Regions from separate parts of the Homo sapiens genome. Here all the other regions are linked to region 3. A link is a contact called in ENCODE Hi-C or POLR2A ChIA-PET data. All regions are on one chromosome and are shown on one strand. The core of a region is the stretch at or near the end of the contact, and the rest is flanking DNA. Distances in the headings are between cores, read along the strand shown.

What was found. Hi-C counts contacts between places; a loop is a spot of excess contacts on that map. ChIA-PET counts read pairs that join two places held with the same protein, here RNA polymerase II (POLR2A). Pooled maps may share reads with other maps.
Region 1: a map of dorsolateral prefrontal cortex shows a loop between it and region 3 (2.2-fold over the local background). The contact joins the promoter of NECTIN1-AS1 here to the enhancer-like site in region 3. A Hi-C loop is called at or near these places in 6 of 168 maps with a recorded cell type or tissue (Caco-2, MCF 10A, dorsolateral prefrontal cortex and 3 more), 8 of 37 single-sample maps with no recorded cell type and 6 of 50 pooled maps. POLR2A ChIA-PET finds 5 or more read pairs at or near these places in 5 of 52 experiments (GM12878, HepG2, RWPE1 and 2 more).
Region 2: a map with no recorded cell type shows a loop between it and region 3 (5-fold over the local background). The contact joins two enhancer-like sites. A Hi-C loop is called at or near these places in 4 of 168 maps with a recorded cell type or tissue (astrocyte of the cerebellum, dorsolateral prefrontal cortex, endothelial cell of hepatic sinusoid and 1 more), 3 of 37 single-sample maps with no recorded cell type and 4 of 50 pooled maps. POLR2A ChIA-PET finds 5 or more read pairs at or near these places in 1 of 52 experiments (OCI-LY7).

The regions. Positions count from the first base shown.
Region 1 is chr11:119,708,112-119,711,400 of GRCh38, reverse strand. NECTIN1-AS1 (NECTIN1 antisense RNA 1) reads right to left here and starts at 1,481. Exons shown (of 3, transcript NR_183634.1): 1 at 1,371-1,481. All of the region lies in intron 1 of NECTIN1 (nectin cell adhesion molecule 1), which reads left to right.
Region 2 is chr11:119,613,760-119,617,239 of GRCh38, reverse strand. No RefSeq gene overlaps it. Among named protein-coding and RNA genes, the nearest start is that of NECTIN1-AS1, 94 kb to the left of the region's middle. RefSeq lists enhancers at 522-1,111, 2,587-3,110. Within about 2 kb of position 1,544, at least 8 of the 41 ENCODE cell types and tissues checked have a DNase peak (open chromatin) inside an H3K27ac peak, as active enhancers do; they include dorsolateral prefrontal cortex, where a contact is called at or near this core.
Region 3 is chr11:119,672,340-119,675,802 of GRCh38, reverse strand. NECTIN1 (nectin cell adhesion molecule 1) reads left to right here. Exons shown (of 6, transcript NM_002855.5): 5 at 493-644. Among named protein-coding and RNA genes, the nearest start is that of NECTIN1-AS1, 36 kb to the left of the region's middle. RefSeq lists enhancers at 1,605-1,654, 1,675-2,224. Within about 2 kb of position 1,927, at least 6 of the 41 ENCODE cell types and tissues checked have a DNase peak (open chromatin) inside an H3K27ac peak, as active enhancers do; they include GM12878 and dorsolateral prefrontal cortex, where a contact is called at or near this core.

The DNA.
Region 1 (3,289 bases), core at 232-2,731, 36 kb before region 3:
TTTTTTTTTTTGAAACAGAGTCTCACTCTGTTGCCCAGGCTGGAGTGCGGTGGCACGATCTCAGCTCACTGCAATCTCTGCCTCCTGGGTTCAAATGATTCTCCTGCCTCAGCCTCCCAAGTAGCTGGGATTACAGGCACCCACCACCACGCCTGGCTAATTTTTGTATTTTTAATAGAGATAGGGTTTCACCATGTTAGTCAGGCTGGTCTCGAACTCCTGACCTCAGGTAATCCACCTGCCTTGGCCTCCCAAAGTGCTGGGATTACAGGCATGAGCCACCGTGCCCAGCCAGCCTCCCGTGCCCCTTTCTTTCTGTTTTTGGTTTTTTTTTTTTTTTGGCAACCCTATTTAACCCCCATGCCAAGAAAGGAAAACTTCTGATGCTTTCCTTTTACTTGACACCTCCCCTCCCATCTCATTTTGTTTGCAGTAAACAAAATCATCTTTTTTCCATTTGCTCAATATTTATCAGCACCAGGAAGGTCTGCGGTTATGTGTGTGTGAAGTTGTGCGTGGATGTGTGGTTTGACAGGCGGGCGCTGTGTGATGGCACGGTTCTTTGTGTGGGGTGTTAGTGTTTGAGTCAGAAATTATACTCTCCACACCAGGACTTGTATGGGGTCTTCTCTCCCATGAACTCCTCTACACTTCAAACTCCTCTCACACTGGGCTTATCCCATAAGCTCTGACCTTTCAGTCCACCATGCCTTTGCTGTTCCTGTCTCCTCTGCCTGGAGGACCCTACTTCACCAGCTGGCAAACTCCTACTCATCCTTCAAAGCCCAGTGAAATTTTACCTCCTGTGGGACACCTCTTGTTTCTCTAATTCTCCTCCCCACATTCATCATTTCTTCCTGTATCATCATGGCACTTTGTGAACAGTCCTACCGTAGCAGTGATCATGTCAGTGAATTTATCCTGTGTCCTTGATATCCTTCACATGCATACACACGCATGCAGGGCTGTGTGTGTGTGTGTGTTTATAGCCCTACTGGCAGGCACTTGGTAGGTTCTTAATACTTGTTTATTAAATAAATGAGAATAAATTGCTTGCTTGGTTTTCCAAAGCATTTTCTTTGTACGGTGTTAGAGGAATGTGTCTGTGCAATGACTCTGCCTGACCTTCCCGCACTGCTCCCGCGTGTTCCTGAGCATGTCGACCTGTGTGCATACCGCAGCGTTCAGCTGCACATGTGTGCTTGGGTGCGCGTGTGTGCGTGCATGTGGCTCTGTTTCAGCGCTTCTGTAAATGGAAAGCTGTGGCTGCCCCTCCCCAAGCTGACATTCCCTCAGCACCACGCCCCCACCTTTGAGGACTGAAGGGGTGACTGGGTGGTGACTTCCCCCAGGCAGCTTTCTCTACCCACCTGATGTCCCCCTCCAAGAACGGTGACCCAGGGTTTCCCGTCCATCCTGGGGGCTGAGCTCTCTGCGGCCTCGTCACATCACACTCCCTTCCCTATCCATCTCTGCCCTGTTTAATTGGAATTTGGCTAGTGGAGACCATCTGTTCTATTCCGGCCTGTTTCCATGACAACCAAGTGGCTTGAGACTGAGGTTTGTGGTGAGAGAAGTGGCCTGGGGGATGCTGGGAAAAACCAGCTAGGTCCTCCCCCTCAAACCCGCTCCGCCTCGTCCTGCCCTCTCTCCACAAACCCGGAGTTAAAATAAAGCTGTTCCCTGCCTGAGAGTTGGGGAGTCCCCGAGCATCACTCTCCTCTCCCAGCCCCCAGCCCCCAGCCCCAGTCTTTCCCAGGCTCCTTTCAGGCTTCCCACACGGGGCTCCCCTCCCTCCCTGCTTCCATTCAAGAGCACCTTCTGCCCTTACAGACTAGGGAGCTAGCCCTTCCCTTCCCCAACCCCTGAACCTCCACCCCTGGAAGTGAGTGCTTCCTCACAGCCTGGTTACAGACGCTCAGGGCCCCACAGAAAGGACTCTTTAGAGGGTAGTCTCGGCTTCCTCTGCGCCCCTGCCCCTGCAGGCTCTCCCCCGGCCCCAGGTAGCAGAGTGGCCCAGGCAAGTGCGTGGCAGACAGAGGCGCCCTGGGCCCGGATGTGGAGCTGGTGATCCCAGATTCTCAGGGGCTGAGACAGGCCCTGGTACACTGGGGATATGAGTGAGGGGGTCTCTTATTTCTGAACAGACAGTTCTGTTTTCACGGTGTTATTTTCTGCCCTAATTTCCCCATCTATGGCAAAGCCTCTTCGTGCCTGTTCTATTACCAAGGGACCCGCCTGTCTTCAAAAATAGGTGGTGTGGCTTGTCAGGTGACCGTCTGTCGCTCTGGTCCCAGGCATCTCATGCAGGATATGTGCGATATGTTGGCTATGTGGGCGGGCGTGGGGGGTAGAGTGTCTCAGGATCTCTCCGGTGCCCCCTCCCCCAGCAAAATCAGTCCTGGGCAGAATCAGTCCTGGGCAGTCCTGAGGAGGGAAGCTGAGTCTTGGACTTCAGAAGACCGGTGCTCTTAGCAGCTGCGCTGAGCCGTGGGACCCCAGGGCCCCCACGCTTGGGGGTGCTGCAGGCTTGCAGAGGTCTTCTGGTAGCCTGCTTGTCTCCAGCCTAGCCCTGCCATCATCCATCCTTCTTCATGTGCCTCTTTTCTTCTTTTGTCTTTGTTGAGATATAATTCGCAAACCACAAAATTCGCCCTCCTGAAGTATACGAGTCAGTGGCTTTAGTATATTCACAATAGGCCGTCACCACTGCCTAATCCACAGCATTTTCATCACCTCGGAAAGAACCTCGGTATTCATTAGCAGTCACTCCCCATTTTCCCTCCCCCGGCCCCTGACAACCACTCATCTACTTTCTGTGTCTATGGATCTGCCTATCCTGGACATTTCGTATAAATGGAATCATACAGTATGTGGCCTTTTGTGACTGACATCTTCTACTTAGCATTCCATGTGCCTCTTTCCAAAGCACAGATGTGACCATGTCACCACTTTGCTTAAAAGGCGTCAGTGGCTCCCAGTTGCCTACAAGGTGAAGTTCAGACCCTCATCTAATACAAAGCCCTTTTACAACTGGCTCCTACCTTGCTTTCCATTCACCCTGTATTCCCCTCTCCTCTGCCCCACATATCCAGTGCTTTCGCCACATCCAAGCTTTTAAAGACACTCTTTCCTCTTTTCCTCTTCCCCTCCTGTTCCCTTCCCTCTCTCTGTCTGTCTCTGTCTCTGTCTCTATCTCTGTCTGTCTCAAGGACTCCTGCTTATCCTGCAGGACCCAGCTAAAAAATCTCACATCTTCTGTGGCGCCTCCGTCACCTTCAGACAGAAT
Region 2 (3,480 bases), core at 295-2,794, 58 kb after region 3:
ATCAGACAGCAAGGAACGCTAATCCTCCCAAGATACGAGTTGGGGGAGAAAAGATAAGACGTGATCTGAAGAGACAGCTGGGGCCAAGGGAGAGAGGGTTTTGTTTGTTTTGTTTTAAGTGGGAGAGTTGAGCCAGTGGCTGTGAGTGAAGAGGGGAGGTACAGAGCAGAGGTGAAGATTCAGGTGGAGGCAGAGATCGCGGCTCAGGAGCAGAAGGTCCCACCAGCCTCTCCTAAAGACACGCTCTGTCAAAAACATCCAAATCGATAGAAATCCACGAGAAGATCAGGGCCTGACCGTGAGCCATGGTCTCAGGAGGGTCAGAGTAGGAGTGAAAATGGCTTCTAGTGGAAGGAACAGCTAAGGGCTGGGGCAGCAGTTCTCAGGAAATACAGTGGCATCCTGTCCTTCTGGGCCACCCATGCCCCCTACCCCAGCACAGGGGCCACAGAGAAGCTCTCTGCCCACCCCCTGGAGGCTGCTTGTCTGGTCCTTGCACCACCCACATGGGCTGCCCCTGCTGGTTTAGCATGGGCCTGGGTTTCTCTCTCCTTATGCTCTCTGGGGCTTACCTGCATGCCTACAACTTCTACCTGAAGTCACCCTGTCCCCTGGCCTGGACATGGAGTATCCCAGCTCCTGGCTCCTCCATTCAGAGCAGAAGGTGTCCCAAAGCCCTCATATCCAAAGAAACTGAATTCTTCCTTGAGCCTGCCCTCCCCACAGCCACTGAAATGTGTCTGCAGACCCGGCTCCCCCAGCCTCTCTTCCACGTCCCCAGGCTCGGTGAGTTCCACCAGCGATCCTGTTCCTACACAATGACTACAACAGTGGCCGTGCACTGAGCCCATGCCACTCACTGATCCATTCCTTTGTTGAATACTCCTGGAGCACCTACCACGTGCCTGGTGCTTTACCGATTGCTGGGATGCAATGGGGAGCAAGTCAGATTTGTCCCTGCTCTTGTGTGGCTTGAAGCCTTCCATCTAGCATTGTGCTAGACACTGCTTGTGTTATCCTCTTTATCCGTACAGCAGCCCTGTGAGACAAGCATTACTACCACCATTTTAGAAAAGAAGAAATCAAGGCCCAACATGGTAAGAATTCCACAGCTTATAGAGAGCAGATCCTTAACCCACCATCCTGGGAGGCTCTGCTTCCTCCACCCAGGGTTGACTCAGCTTCTTTAAGCTCAGGTTCCCCAAGTTCTCTTCTAGAGTGACTCCTCTCCCCTCTTCACTCCACTGGAGGTAAGGGTGCATTGTTTGAGTCTGGAGACTGAGGTCTGAGGCCTGGCTCCTGGATCATGGCTGAGTAACCTGGAATGGACTATTTATTTCATGGCTCAAAGCCCAAGTCCCCTCCTTGGTAAAATGAGTAAGGATGATCCTCCAGGACCTGCCCTCCCCAGATAGGCGCTGGGGGGATTACATGAGGTCAGAGATGTGAAAGTGCTTTCAGAGGCACTCACAGGCAAGGGGTTATGCTTATGAAAACTTTCTCTAAGCGGAAGCCCTGGCATCAGCAAATTACATATTAACGTGTGTTGAGTCACCACACTTCCTGTCCCAAGCTGTTTATACTGGGAGTGCTTTGCTAGCTGTGTAATGAAAGGTTTTTCCTCTCCTAAAGGAATTTCAGGTGTCTCCTAGCAGGCAGAGGAAGGAATCAGGGGCCTTCCTTGCACCTCTGAAATCATAGCCCAGAAGGCTGAGACTAGCATTTGTTGAGCATTTAGTATATGCCAGGCACTGGGCTAAGCTCTTTGCACACAATACCTCATTTACTTCTCATAAACCCTTAAGATGAAAATACTATCCTTACTTCACAGATAAGAAAATGAATGTATCTGAAGCCACAAAGCTTTGAAGTGGTGAATTGAGGACTTAGAGCTAGGCCTGTCTGACTCCAAAACTCATGCTTTTCCCAGCCCTGCCCCGAATCCCTGCCAAAAGCGACCTCCTCCAACTGCAGCCTCAGCACCGACACTCTGATGCTCACTGGTGTGCCTCCTGCCCGCCTCTGCACCACACAAGGAGCTCTTTGAGGACAAGGACTATGTTGAACTCATCTTTGTATTTCCAGCCATCAGCACAGTGCCAGGGCCAGGGACGGCATCAACAAACATTCTGCTGAATGATTGAATGGTCAAAGAATAACTTTTTCTTAAGGACAAAATCGTGACTCTGATACCAATAACCTATGTCAAAAATTGTATTTAGTCCATTAATTCATGGGGGAACCAGTAAGATATTACAATTGGTTAAAAGAAAATCTCAAAGAACCTGAAATATAGCTCTCATGGTCTGCTCCAACTGCCATAAGAAAACACCATAGGCTGGTGGCTTCAACAAGGGAAATCTATTTCTCACAGTTCTGGACACTGGAAGTCCAAGATCAAGGTTCAGGTGTCTGATGGGGGCTCACTTCCTGGCTTGTGTGTCCTCTTGCTATGGCCTCACATGCCTTTTCCTCGTTGTGTTATTACCAGTTTTCTGTAACTTCCAGGGCTGTAAAATAGCTCAAAGACCATGAAGCCTGAAAAAAACCCAGAAGAGTATGCTAGACAAGACACCCAATCATCTTTTTGGTCCATTTCAAAGTCTTTCACAATTTTTCCCTATAGAACGCATCAATGAAAACAGCTGTCTGGGATGCCGCTGGGAGTGTCCACTCCCCCATCCACCCCCAATCCCACCTCTCTGGGGTTGCATTTTGTCATGCTTCTTTCATCACTCACTTCCATCAGACAGTGGGTGGTCCCACAGCTTGGGCCTGAGGCCTTTCAACTGCCAACCAACTCCACCCACAGTGATACTGACACCCCAGACTCACACTTACAACTGCCTATGCAGTATCTCCTTTGTCTAGAGTAAAGAAAGAAGGCCGCATTACAATGTCCTAAATGGAGGGGGCCTGTGACTCGGAACAGCCATGCAAGGGCACAGATGGGCTGGGAGGGAGAGCCCTACAGTGCGTGGACTCCCTTGCCACTCACATTGGCATTGGCCCATGAAGATCTTAGCCCAGGAAAGAGCGTGCCTGACACAGTCTTACAGGAAAGGGCATCCCCAGGCTGCCCAGACCTAAGGGCTTCTACACCAGCTAGCTGGGCACCATTGAAAAATTTAAGACCTCACCAGAAACTGCACCTGACAAGGGGCCGAGAGTGTAGGAGGAAGATCACGCATGAGAAGGAGGTTCCCACTGGAAAATCAATGGAAAGCAAACCCTGGGATGTCTAAATGCCAAGAAGAGTCCAGCTAGCTCATTGGAAAATTCAACCTTGACTTCAGATCCCTTGAAAATCCAACATTTGTTCTTAAAAAACAATTTCTGATGTCTTTTTCTGTCTTCCTTTTATGAAGGTCAAGTTCTACCTGCAGAATGGTGTTTGTGATGCAAGTCCACAGTGTTTATCTCTGGAATAACAGTGGGCACGAACTGGCCAAGACCCCCATCAGCCGCTGACAGCCTCAC
Region 3 (3,463 bases), core at 678-3,177:
AACTCCTGACCATGTGATCTGCCTGCCTCGGCCTCCCAAAGTGCTGGGATTACAGGCGTGAGCCACCACACCTGGCTGGCATCTGTATTATTAACCAGCTGCCCAGGAGACCAAGGACCAACAACCATGAGACGTGAATGGAAAGTAGAAAGAGCACTTTACCAGGAGTCCCGAGAATTGGCTGGAGCTCCCATGCTGCTGCCTGCTAGCTGTGGTTCCCTGGCCTTGAACCTCAGGTTTCATCTGTTAAGGGGGACCGGCACCTACCTAGCCTGCCTATATTCCCATATTATGATCAAATATGAAAAGCTGAATAATATAAAACTACCAAGTGAAAGAGATTATTATTATTATTTTTCTTCCTTCAAAGACAGACTCTACCACACAAGCTCAGCAAAAGGCTAGGGGGCCTGGAGCCAAGTGGGTGACCCAGGAACAGCTTCTTGAGGCTGGAGAGTCATAACCCTACGCTGTGTCTCCCACTTCCCACAGGCTAAATGGCTCTCTCCCCAAGGGTGTGGAGGCCCAGAACAGAACCCTCTTCTTCAAGGGACCCATCAACTACAGCCTGGCAGGGACCTACATCTGTGAGGCCACCAACCCCATCGGTACACGCTCAGGCCAGGTGGAGGTCAATATCACAGGTAGGAAGCTGCATCCTCCCCAGCCTCTCCGCACCCACGGGTTCCTTCGCCACCTGCATCCCTCACCTTTGAGCAATGCCACTGCAGGAAGATTATCTCCTTTTCCTGCTTCTCTAGTTCTCCCTTGAGCTCTGGCCATTGGTTTTGCTTTGCTTTTCTCTTTCTTTCATTAAAGGGTGCAAATGAGACAGTCAGGGTGACCCCCAATCAGAGAGGGGCAGGAGGAAGGCTCTGAGAGGGAAGAAGGAAGTGCTGTTTACAGCAATGCTGTTTTGGGGGCCAATAGAACCTGCCCGTAGATCTGCCAGCAGAACACGCTGTGGGATGCTGGCATGGTGGGGATAGGTTTGCAGGTGGAGCTCATCTCCTCCAAGCTCTGCACCTGTGGTCAAGGACCTCTTCATGGGCCAGAAAGTGAGGCTTACCTCAAGCAGGGAGACTGGAGAGAAAGCGAAGATGTAGCCCAAAGCCATAGTGCTTTGTGTGCCCTGCAACTGAGCTTTCCCTGCAGCTTTCTGTCAACTTATCTATCCGGGCAAAGGGAGGACAAGAGCTAGGATGTTCTGAGGAGAGACTTCACCTGGGACGTGAAAGGAGCATGGGCTTGATGTCAGACAGCTGTGACCCTGGACAGGGCCCCCCCCACCATCTGTAAAACGGGGACAGTATGATGTACCTTGAAGGGCTGTTGTCAGAATTCTACGTGATGTAAGTCAAGCACCTAGCACAGATCAGTCTGTCAATAAATGGCCAATGTTCCGTGATTATTACCCTGACCTCCATCATCATCATTATTATTAATGGAAGCATCAAAACAAGTCCACACAGGGGTAAACTGCCATCACAACTTCACATGGGGAGCGTCTTTTACAGTGGACCTGAGCTATCTGCAGGGTGACAGGGTGACCGAGTGTCTTAAAAAAGGAAGTGGTGTCCCACTGTGACTGAGATATAGGAAGTAACATGCTCAGGGACACAGAAGACTGGTCGGCAGTTGCTGGGCTCCGGCCACAAAGCCACTGCACACCTGCAAGCCACGAGGATTCATGAGCTCTGAGCCAGTGTCTCGGGAGTGGGAGACCTCATTTGTGGGTATATTTAGGACACAGCTGCAGAAAGAGCCACGTGAAGTTGTCCAGGGTCTGCGCCTACCTGTCCTCAGAGCCGTTCTGTCACGTCTCTCACCCAGGGGCGGGAGTGTGGAGCCACCTGCTGTTGTCTGCAATCCCTGGCCTTGGCCCCGAGACTAGTCATAGGAGGAGGAGCATCAGGGTTGGAGCCTGGGGAAAGCTGGGGGGTTTCCACGGGTTGGCAGGTGGAAGGGGCCGGTGTCACACACTTCTCCCCAGCGGGGAAGGTCCAAGTACAGCTCAAAATGAGCCTCATGGTTACCCAAGCTCCAGCTCTGAGATACTGGGGGAGTCAAGGGGGAGGTGGGAAGGGCAGGGCCTGTGTTCCATGTGGAGTGGCCATAGGGAACATGACCACCCCTCAGGGAGGCACTGTCACATGGGAGACAGCACAGACCTGGCCTGAGTGTTCACACACTGGCTCTTCCTAGCTGTGTGGCCTTGAGCAAGTGCTTCACCTCTCTGAGCCTTGGCTTCCTAACCTCTGATATGGGGATACTCACACTTGTCTCAGGCTTCTTACGATCATGCAGTACTCCCTGCGTGGTGATACCTTCCCCTGATGGTGGGCTATCAACATGTGAGGGGTGTGGGCTGGGGGCAGGAGGGCCGGGCCACCTAGGGTCCCAGCTGGAAGAGGGACACAACATGGCTCTTGCTGGCAGCCCCGTTAGGCAGGAGCCAGGGACGCATGGCACTCACTGAATCATTGATAGGCCCAGGCGCTGAGCGGCTGGCCTCTCTCGGAAGGGACTCTCAGCCCCCTCCAGAGGACTCAGGGAGTTGGCCTGAGCCTTCTCAGGGCTGTTTGTTCTTGTGCTCTCAGGCAATTTCCAAGCAGCAGCTGACCTCACCACCCTCCATTCCACGTCGGCCCGTGCCTGCCACATTCTCTGGGGAGCCCACCCCGCAGGGCACAGCCATGCCCTTGCTCTAAGCCCCACTGGTCCAGAGGGAATGCATGAGCGAGAGGGATAAGTGGAAATTTAATTTTTCATTCTGGGCATTCGTTCGGGTAATAACTTTACCCTGGGCACATCTGGAAAGGGAAATGAGGAGTGACTGGGGCAGGGCAGAAGGTGGGCAGCAGGGGGTGTGCTGGAGGGACACGCATATGCAGAACACGTGTGTGCTGGGCCACTGCACACCTGCGCAGACTCGCTTTGGCATGGCTTCTTGGGGACCTGGGCCCCTGAGGAAGGAGCACTGAGTGGTTGCTGGGAGATGAGTGAGTAGGCAGGGCTGGAGGGCGGGATGCCCAGGCCAGGGAAGCATGGGAAGGAAAATGGCTGGAGCAGAGTGGGCAGGGAGGAAGGAGCAAGGCCTTCTCTCTGTTGGCCACAGGGAGTCTCTGAAGGGCTCTCAGCCAGGAAGCACCGTGGCGAGGTGTGTGGGTTAGACTGAGCATTCAGGGGGCTGTGTGGATGGCACCGGCACACCCGTTAGGAGCTGCCACCATGAGTGAGTCCCTAGTGGGAAACAACAGGCCCAGGCTGTGGCTGTGGCGATGGGGGCACCGAGGAGATGGACCGGACAGAATCTGTGTGTGCTTCCGTGGGCACAGGCCCCAGAGAACCCCTTTCAGAGGCCCTTACACAGAGGAGCAGTTTCATGGGGTGGGCCCAGTGGTCACAAAATGAAGCTCCCTCCCTTCTCCCTCTGGGGTAATGACAAGGTGGGGAGAGGCCC